2 separate regions of the Homo sapiens genome follow, and region 2 is linked to region 1. A link is an interaction called in ENCODE POLR2A ChIA-PET data of the cell type or tissue named here. Cell type or tissue: MCF 10A. All regions are shown on one strand.

Evidence for each region. Peaks named below come from ENCODE experiments on the same cell type or tissue, not always from the same donor. Only the 100,000 strongest peaks of a DNase experiment are listed, where the experiment ranks them.
Region 2: POLR2A ChIA-PET joins it to region 1 with 5 read pairs; 2 of 35 experiments call an interaction of 5 or more read pairs at or near these places.

What each region holds. Positions count from the first base shown.
Region 1 is chr2:61,955,518-61,960,517 of GRCh38, reverse strand. All of the region lies in intron 1 of COMMD1 (copper metabolism domain containing 1), which reads right to left. Among named protein-coding and RNA genes, the nearest start is that of COMMD1, 52 kb to the right of the region's middle. In MCF 10A, no CTCF peak of the experiment used is centred here; a DNase peak (open chromatin) is centred at 2,297.
Region 2 is chr2:62,220,700-62,225,699 of GRCh38, reverse strand. B3GNT2 (UDP-GlcNAc:betaGal beta-1,3-N-acetylglucosaminyltransferase 2) reads right to left here. Exons shown (of 2, transcript NM_006577.6): 2 at 969-3,488. The coding sequence starts at 3,479. The coding sequence ends at 2,286. Among named protein-coding and RNA genes, the nearest start is that of MIR5192, 17 kb to the right of the region's middle. In MCF 10A, no CTCF peak of the experiment used is centred here; no DNase peak of the experiment used is centred here.

The DNA.
Region 1 (5,000 bases):
AACCCCATTTCAAACTGGTAAAAGAGTTAGTTTGGCAGATGAAAGGAAACTATCGCTTCAGTTCTCACCTCCTTAGCTACTGTATTAAGTATACTCCTTCTTGTTGGTGTATTATACCTTGTACTCGAAGGTTAGTGCAGAAACTCGTCAGTACTACCCTTACTAATCTATCCCCAACTCCCCCGCCACTGTATTCAGAAAGACTGCTCCTTCCAGAGGATCAGGCCAAACAACAAAGTCAAAACATGCTAAACAAATTTGAAGAAGAAGTATAAAGTAAAAAGAGAAGGGATTGTGAGAAATGGGAAAGTTCTTCTTCAAAGATTATAAAAAGTCACAATTTCTTACTATAAGATTGCTATCCACTATTACAGTGTGTGTGTACACACACACACACACACACATATATTCCAAATCAGCTGTCCTAGCTTGCTCTGGCACGCCTGGACAAAACTAGACAAGCCCCAGTCCATAGTCCATGCCATTCCTTATTTGGAGAAGCTTCCTTAACTATCCCTGGGCAACTTCCTTTTCTTTGTTCTGTTCCCCTTACCCAATTAAAAAAGTTTTAAACTAACAGCCAATCGGGTAAAGTGTAAAATGTGAGGTCCTATTCCAGCCAATGGAAACTGGACACAGCAGTAGGGTAGACGTGTCAGGTTATAAATAACTGGCTCCTTTGTTTGGTGTGCTCTCGTGGCTGGACAGCTTTGAGTAGCACCCTTTCTGCAAAAAGTAAAGCTCACCTTGCTGAGAGATCATTTGTCACGGCGTTAATTCTTTTTTTGCAACACCAAAAACTTCATTCCCAACATAATTAAAGGACATGAGTTTCCAGATTCAAAATATGTGGATTATGGGTAATATGTCACAGCCATGAAGCAATTAGCCAATTCAGTAATAGAGCTTTTATGAACAAGATGTGTGTCTTTGGAAAAGTTGCTTAATTTTTCTGTCTCAGTTTACTTATCTGTAAAATGGGGAAATATCTAGCTAGTAGTCTTATAAAAATTAAATAAAATTACATTTATAAAATGCCTGCCCTAAGGTTTAAAACTAACTAGGGTTTCAATAAATATTAAGTGCCTCCCCTTTTATTCCTGTTACTCACGTATTATTTCCTAAAAATAAAAATTTTCTTTCTCCAGTATTCATAGCTATATATACTATTAAGGTTTCCATTGAACATGGACCTTCCTTTCCTTGTCCTAGCATTATTTCCTTTCCTGATAATCTTTACAAGTTACTGAAAAAAGGCTAATATCATTATTTTTATATAACATATCAAGATTTCCATGCATACATACGCAAATGATACGAAAAGACAATTCACATGAGAGAATGTACAAATAATAAGCACATGGTGAAACCATCGTAAACAGTAATAAAACAAAAGGAGATGTAAACACTCTTAAGTCACTATTTATAACTAAATGAGCAAAAATAAACAAACAATGCTAACTAAGAGCAGTAAAACTAGTACAATGAGTTAAGTATAAAGTAAAAAATCTGCATGGAAAGCAACATGACAAAATAAAATCAGTGTTCGCGGCCTTTAATCTAATAACCCCACCTCTGAGAAAAGGCCCGAATAAATAACTCAACAGATGCAAAAACTGTACAAAAGCACGAACTGAAGTACTATCAACAAGAAAGTCTAGAAACAATCCAACTGTCTACTAAACAATATGGTATGACTATACAATATTAAAGTCATTATAAATAAATACTATGAAAAAAGTTTTCTCTAAAAAAACTACTAAAACTATAGAAACATAAAAATATATAAATTTATAAAACCAAACATTTATGATCTAACACATTCTGACAGCAGGATAATGAAAATAAGGTCTGTTCCCAGAAAATCTATGGTAGAATTGTCTACATGTGAGTACAAAAATCAGATAATTCATACATTATGACTGTGTATTAAATAAAAATAAACATTTGTGGCCAGGCAAGGTACCTCACATCTGTAATCCCAGCACTTTGGGAGGCCAAGGCGGGTGGATCATTTGAGGTCAGGAGTTCAAGAGCAGCCTGGCCAATACGGTGAAACTTTGTCTCTACTAAAAATTCAAAAATTAGCCAGACGTGATGGCACATGCCTGTAATCCCAGCTACTCGGGAGGCTGAGGCAGGAGAATAGCTTGAACCCAGGAGGCAGAGGTTGTGGTGAGCTGAGATCGCGCCCCTGCACTCCAGCCTGGGCAACAAGAGCAAAACTTCATCTCAAAAAAAAAAAAAAGGAAAGAAAGAAACCACAATACAGAAAACGGGGTTTGTGGACACAAAGAAAGGAACAACGCATGCTGGGGCCTGTCAGAGGGTAGAGAGTGGGAGGAGAAAGAGGATCAGGAAAAATAACTAAAAGGTACTAGGCTTAATACCTGGGTGATGAAATAATCTGTATAACAAACCCCCATGACACAAGTTTACCTATATAACAAACCTGCACATGTACCCCTGAACTTAAAATGAGCCTTCATTTCATCCGTTTTCAAAAGCAGCTAATAATACTAATCTTAAATGACAGTCACAAGATTCAAATAAGAAAATATTCTAAAGCATGCAATAGTACTAAGCACACTGTAGGCACTCAAGAAACATTTTTTTTTCCTCTTTCCCTCACTTAGGGTTATTCCATGAGTAGTTCTCTGCTTTTCCAAGGGCAAATAATGCTTTGCAAATCTTTATTTACAACTCTTAACAGGAATGAAGAAAAGAGTTTGGTTTATTAGAGAATGGATTTAACAATAAACTCAAATTCCTAAAATAAAAAGAATAGTTTGCTTGTGTTTTTACGTCAAAGAAACTCAGTAAAACACCAGCGGGTGGCATGTCCTTTTCCTTTCTTTATAAGTTTCCTCTTGTTGATTTGTCTTTAAGACAAAGATTTTATAGACTATTGCCACATAATTTTTTTTGTAATGAAAAAAAGGAGACAAAGACTTTACGGCTAACGTTAATTTCTGCAGATTCCAACTTAACCAGCAATGGGGTCAATCCAAAAACTGAGTTAAGCATCTTTGGCAAAAAACAGAAAACCACAGTCACAAAAAAGACTGAAAATTCTATCCTTATATGGAAAAGATAGGACTTTATTCAAATTAGATGGCAATATTTTACAGTTATAAAGCTATATAGTTTCATGGAATTGATGGGGTACAGGAAGTGCTACCCCAAAATATGTCATCTAGGCATTTTAGAAAACAGAAGCAGAAAGACCACTCTCACAAACCACCCCCAAAATCTCCTATGAAGCAGGTTATAAACCTACACCTGTAATCCCTGCTACTCAGAAGGCTGAGGTGGGAGTTCAAGGCTGCAGTGAGCTATAAACACCCCACTGCATTCTTGGGCAACAAGCGAGACCACATCTCTTAAAAAGATTTTACACACACACACACACACACACACACACACACACGCATCCATCTTCCTTCAATTAAAACTATGCACCTTCTTGCCGGGCGTGGTGGCTCACGCCTATAATCCCAGCACTTTGGGAGGCCGAGGCGGGTGGATCACTTGAGGTCAGGAGTTCGAGACCATCCTGGCCAACCTGGTGAAACCCCATCTCTACTAAAACACAAAAAGTTAGCTGGGCATGGTGGCATGCATCTGTGGTCCCAGCTACTTGGGAGGCTGAGGCAGGGAAATTGCTTGAACTCGGGAGGCAAAGGTTGCAGTGAGCTGATATCGCACCACTGCATACCAGCCTGGCGACAGAGCGAGACCCCATCGCAAAAAACAAAACAAACAAACAAAAAAAACTATGCGCTTTCTTTCAAGTAAAAGTTACATGGGGCTGAACACAGTGGCTCATGCCTGTAATCCCAGCACTTTGGGAGGCCAAGATGGACGGATCACGAGGTCAGGAGTTTGAGACCAGCCTGGCCAACATGGTGAAACCCCATCTCTACCAAAAATACAAAAAATTAGCCAGGCGTGGTGGTGCGCACCTGTAATCCCAGCTACTCTCAAGGCTGAGGCAGGAAAATTGCTTGAACCTGGGAGGCAGAGGTTGCAGTGAGTCAAGATCACGCCACTGCACTCCAGCCTGGGCAACAGAGCGAGACTCCATCTCCAAAAAAAAAAAAAATTTTACAAGGAATTAATTTTGAGGTGCTAACATTTAATGCATCTGAACAATTATTCTATCTACTATATGTGATATTATAACCAAGTTGTCTGATACAGATCTGTGGAACAGAATTCACAGTCCAGAAATAAACAACCAACTGATTTTCAACAAAGCTGATAAGGCAATTCAATGGGAGAAAGGATAGTCTCTTGGACAAATGGGACTGGGACAATTGTGTACCAACATTCAGAGTATAAATTAGACCTTGTTTCTCAACTTTTCATTGTTGCACCCCTAAGGAACCTTTCTAGACATTTTCAACCTAATTGTGCCTTCCCTCATGAAACGGTAATACCACAGATAAACTGTGTATCTGTTTATGTGCTACATATACCCGTGCTTTATATGTAAAAACAGTAATATTCTTTCATTCCCTAAGAATCAGGCCAGGCATGGTGGCTCATGCCTGTGATCCCAGCACTTTGGGAGGCCAAGGCGGGCAGATCACCTGAGGTCAGGAGTTCAAGACCAGCCTGGCTAACACGGTGAAACCCCGTCTTTACTAAAAATACAAAAAATTAGCCTGGCGTGGTGGTGGGCGCCTGTAATCCCAGCTACTAGGGAGGCTGAGGCAGGAGAATCACTTGAACCCAGGAGGCGGAGGTTGCAGTGAGCCGAGGTCGTGCCGTCACACTCCAGCCCAGGTGACAAGAGCAAAACTCCATCTCAAAAAAAATATCAATTCTTGTCCCTATTGAGAATGCATTAAAATTGTAATTCACACACACACAAACTCAAAATGAATCAAAGACAAAAAGTAAAAGCTAAAATTGTAAAGCTTATAGAAAAAAACAAACAGAAGAGAACTCTTTGAAAGCTTTGGTTAGCAAAGAATTATTAGATACAACACCGA
Region 2 (5,000 bases), 270 kb before region 1:
GAAGAAGGGCCAGAGATCATCTCATCCAAATGTCATCAGCACCAAGAACTCATGTTCAAACAACAGCACACATGTGGACTGAAGGCTCACAAAAGGCCCCCCAGTGGCCCTCCACACCTCATTCAAAACCTGCTCCATCTCTTCTTTCTCTACAAGAGACTTGAAACCTCAGAGAAGGGGAATCTCTAACAAGAAAAAAAATTGAAATTCCTCTGAGAGGAGAAACCTATTACCTGAGAATGCGTGGTCAGGTTTTTTGGACAAATGCAAATGTGATCCAATTACCTGTGAATGTTCTCAGAGCTTCTTTTCTTCTTTACTCTTCTCTAGCCATAATGTGGCAATATGGCCCTCTGGGAGGTGTGTGCTAGCAGCCATGGGAGTAGAAGGCAGATGCAGGCCCCAGGAAACCTTCAGGAAGACCAGGCTGAAAACAGTCTTCAATCTCAAATCAAGCACCTGTGTCCTCATACTTGCTCAGAAATGGCTTCCACATTCCAAACAGGATTAGACTGTTTGCTCTTACAACACTAACCCTTCTGTTTTTTGAGCTTCATCAATTGTCTACTTGTTTCCCACTGGACGTTAGTAGTGTCTTCTCAACATGGGTCTATGAAAGGAAATTGAGTAGTCAAGGCTGATTCTATATTTCATCTTTGTGGCTACAAACTCCAAAATAGAAATGGCTTAGGATAACACAATCTTTACAATGCCACACCACTCCCTAATTAAATTATTTATACTCACTGAAAATGGAAGCATAAATAAATATTCTCACTTTTCTTTAAAGACTTTAAATGGGAAAGCACTTTGGGGATTTTAAATGCAAAGATGGATGACGCACTGAGAGACAGTGATAGTTCAACACTACTGTAATGGTTTCTGGGGAGGAAACTGGCCTCTTTCAGGGAAAAATGTTCTCAAATATGGGAAACAAAAGGATTATAGATTACACATTACACAAAAAATTAAAAATACAGTGGCTTTATTTCCATTGTTTATAGTCCCCAGTATCCCATCTGATAAGAACCTTCAATTCTATAAACAAAAATATTTCAAGAAAGTATGTTACACAATAGTACATATAAGTAATAGTTTGGCAGAATTTTAAACTCTAGTAGTTCATACCCCCAAAAAACAAATTTTAAAATTCAAAAATAACAGTTTTATTTAACATATGTTACACCTTAACATTTAAAATATCATGCTCTAGTTAAATATTTCATCAACAACACTGTATACAAATAAAATATTACATAAAATATATTTAAGAAAATGTTTTGGTCTTTGATCTGAACAATAAATAAAAACACAGGCACTTCTACATAGACAGGGAAGCAGTTACTACTCAATAATAATCTTGTATAAGCAGCATGTGAAAATATGGCAATAATAAATTCTGGAATTTTAAATTGACAAACCATCTATGCAAAAGTCTGTAACTTCAACCTTTTCACTCAAGTTCAAAATACATATGCCTTCCTGGTCCATATTGAAAATTCACTAACACGATATGGTTGTTAGCGGCAATTCAATCTTCAGTTGGCCATTAAGGAATCACACTGATTTTCAAATACTAAAATTACACTATGATACCACCAGGAAACCAAATACAAGAAAAATTAAACCCTCTTTCTCCTTATTATGACCATAACATCACAACAAGATAAATTAGATGAGTGTCACACCATGATTCTCATTTTGCAAAATTAATTAACACACAAAAATACTGTTGGGGTGGCAGGAAATTTCCACAATTGAAAAACTGAATTCCACAACTGACAACTGAAATTTCAGTTTTCTAGACAATTTAAAATTTACCCAAATCCCATAAAAATAAACATAATTCCATTTCACGAAAACCACTGGATAATGTTTAACAAAGTCTTTGTAGCCAATAGGTTTATAAATACCTGAATTACAAATAAATCAGTCATTATTATGGGAAGTAGGAATATTATAGAAGAGGGCAAACAAAATCACTTAAAATGGCCAAATTCCAGAAACAGGATTTCAGATAAGAGGGTACAAGTTTTTTAAAAATGACCACTAGCCGGTAAGATCAGAACCAATCATCCTGCCATATCATCCATAAAAAAAAATTACCATCTTCCGCTTTCCCTCTTCACGTGAGTACCAAATTGAAGGGTTTAGAGGCCCTCAAATGGGTATCACTCATAAAGGCAATTTTCATGGTTTAATATAGAAATTACTCTAATGTGAGAACACAACATGGGAACTATTCAAAATACACCTTTCTATGCAAAATTGAGTTTGTATCTATTTTAGCATTTTAAATGAGCACTCTGCAACTGAGACCAAATATCAATCATCTCTTGAGGTTTTCTACTATGTACTAACATCAGATCTACATAGGAGCAGATGTTATTTTTGTTTTTCTCCTCGATATCAAATGTCCTGAAGCCTTTGTGTTTCTCTGGAACGAGGCCGAGTTTCTGAAGGCACATTCCAGTATAAACGTCATCAATGGGGTAGAGATGGACCTGGTCAGTGATATGGTACAGCCTCAGGGCCAGGTGGCCGGAGTAGAGGAACCCCCCTCCCCCTGCATAGGGTGGGTAGAGGCCAGAGTAAACAACTTCTGGGATGTAGTACTTCAGCTTCTTATCCCGATGAGGTCCAGCATTGTGGATCACATCACCTATGAAGAGATCTTTGGCTTTGGTCTTGGATAAACTATTCAAGTAATTCAGGATGTGATGGGTGTTCACAAAAACATCGTCATCGCCCTTGAAAACAAACTCAGTGTCTGGGCAGGAAGTACTTACCCACCTGAGAAACAGCACTTCCTTCAGAGACAAGTTGAAGAAAGTGTCTCTGTAGTTCCACATAAGAATGTCTTGGTGCTTCTCACTCTCAAATTTCAGCATATCTGAAAGGTCGGGGTGGTTGTCCTCTGGGGGTGTCTGGCCCAGCAGGAAGACTCGCACCACCGTTTGGTTCCCTGCGTTGCTTTCTTGGCCCCAGGATTCCCGGATTGCTTGCCTTCTGGCAAAATGTGGAGTGAGGGACTTAATCGCCAGCAACAAGAAAGGTTTCTTTGCACACTTATCCGGCTGATCTATAAGCAGTGAATAATTGCGGCATCTCAAATACAGCAGAAAGTCTTTAAATCTGTCCGGCAAGTTGTTAAAACCCGTAACCACCGACGTGACCCTCAGGTCAGGTTCGCAGTAGTTCAGATGGCTTATATTGGAGAGCCTGCCCGCCTCCCCCGTCTGGTTGGTCAGCATGCTCAGGATGGGGTTGTACTGCCGGTTCAGCTTCTCTTGCTCTCGGTTCCAGTATGCCTCGGGAGGGGTAGATATCTTCCAGAACTTCTCTTTGGGTATTATTACTTCCCCTTTTCCATTTTTTTCTTGGCTACTGCTTTTGGAGACTTCCATAATAAAATAAATGAAGACATTTGCCATCATCAGGATACCCAACAACTTTATTCTTCGACGTCCAACACTCATTTCTCATATCTGGAATAAAGGGGTGGAGTATTGTATCAATTACTTATCAATTTGCATTTGCACATACAATTTATTTTACCTGTCTCCCCAGGAATAGTGGTTTACAGCAAAGACTCTACACTTGCACTGCCTAGGTTCAAATCTTGGCCCTTCCTTTCTAGCTTTGTGATCATGGGCAAGTGGGATAGTCCCTGTCTCAACTTCTCCATATATAAAATGGGAATCAAGCCCACTTCAAAGGATGGTTGTGAGTATATGATGTTATATGGAAAGCTTTTAAAATAGCGCGTGGCTCACAGCAAGCACTATGTAAGTGACTGTTTGAGACATGCTGAAGCTAGAAATACCTATTACTAAATAACCTCAGGAGAGTTCAACTTCCTTGCTTACAATGGCACATACAGTGCTTGGCAAACCGATTTGCCTAAATTATAACAAATACATTTTTATACTGTGTTTAGTATACACATACATACACAAAACTCTATTTACATGTGTGACGCATTGTGTGCAGTTCCATGTCATTCACTCTCAAGTTCTCTTCTATTTCATTTGAAAAACTTTGAGATTTTAAAATGTAGAAACAGGGACTGGTTACGTTGCTCAGGCTGGGCTCAAACTCCCAACCTAAGGTGATCCTCCCACCTCAGCCTCCCAAAGTGCTGGGATTATAGGCATGTCTGACCCTATCTCTCTCTCTTTTTTTTAATGTTAGTCCCAACCCTGAGTTATTTTCCAACCTACCATTTTACAGATAAGGAAACCAAAGCAGAGAGATTAAGACACTTGCCCAAGGTTGCAGGGCTAGGAAGCAGGAGACAGGAACCACAGAGCATCTCAGACAGAGAAAATGAAAGCAGACTCAGGACAGCTTTATCCCAATAGCCAAGAACTGGCAACAGCCCAATATCAACAGAACAGATGATCAAACTGTGGCATCTGCATACAATGGTATATCCCCTCGGCAATAGAAAGGGAAACTATTGTGGATGAAACATTACAACATTACATTGTGAATGAAGGCCAGACCCAAATTTTCATTTATATTAACTTCAAGAACAGGCAAAATGAATTTAGGTTCTAGAAATCTGAAAGTGATGGAGGTGGTGGGCTTAGAGAAGGATAGGAAGGAACTTCCTGGGGTACAGAAATGTACCATGTAGGTCTTGATCCTGATGAAGGCTCCACGGATGTATGCATATGTCAAACCTGAAGTGTATATTTAAGATCTCTATTGTTTGTAGCAAAAAGGGAAATACAAATGATATTTTAGTGAAATATCAAAAGATTTCAGGCTGTGGGCAATGGAAGAATAAAGAATGAGTAATGAGATGGTTTGCTGGGGATATCCAAGGTTCTAACACTATTGACATGGATGACCTATACAAGAATGAACATTTAAACCAAGGTGACATTAAAAGATAGCCCAAAAAAGTGGGATGGCAATGTTCTATAAAGAGCTGAAGATTTTCTTATCAGGTTAATTCAACTGGGAATTTATCCTTAGGTACTATTACTCAT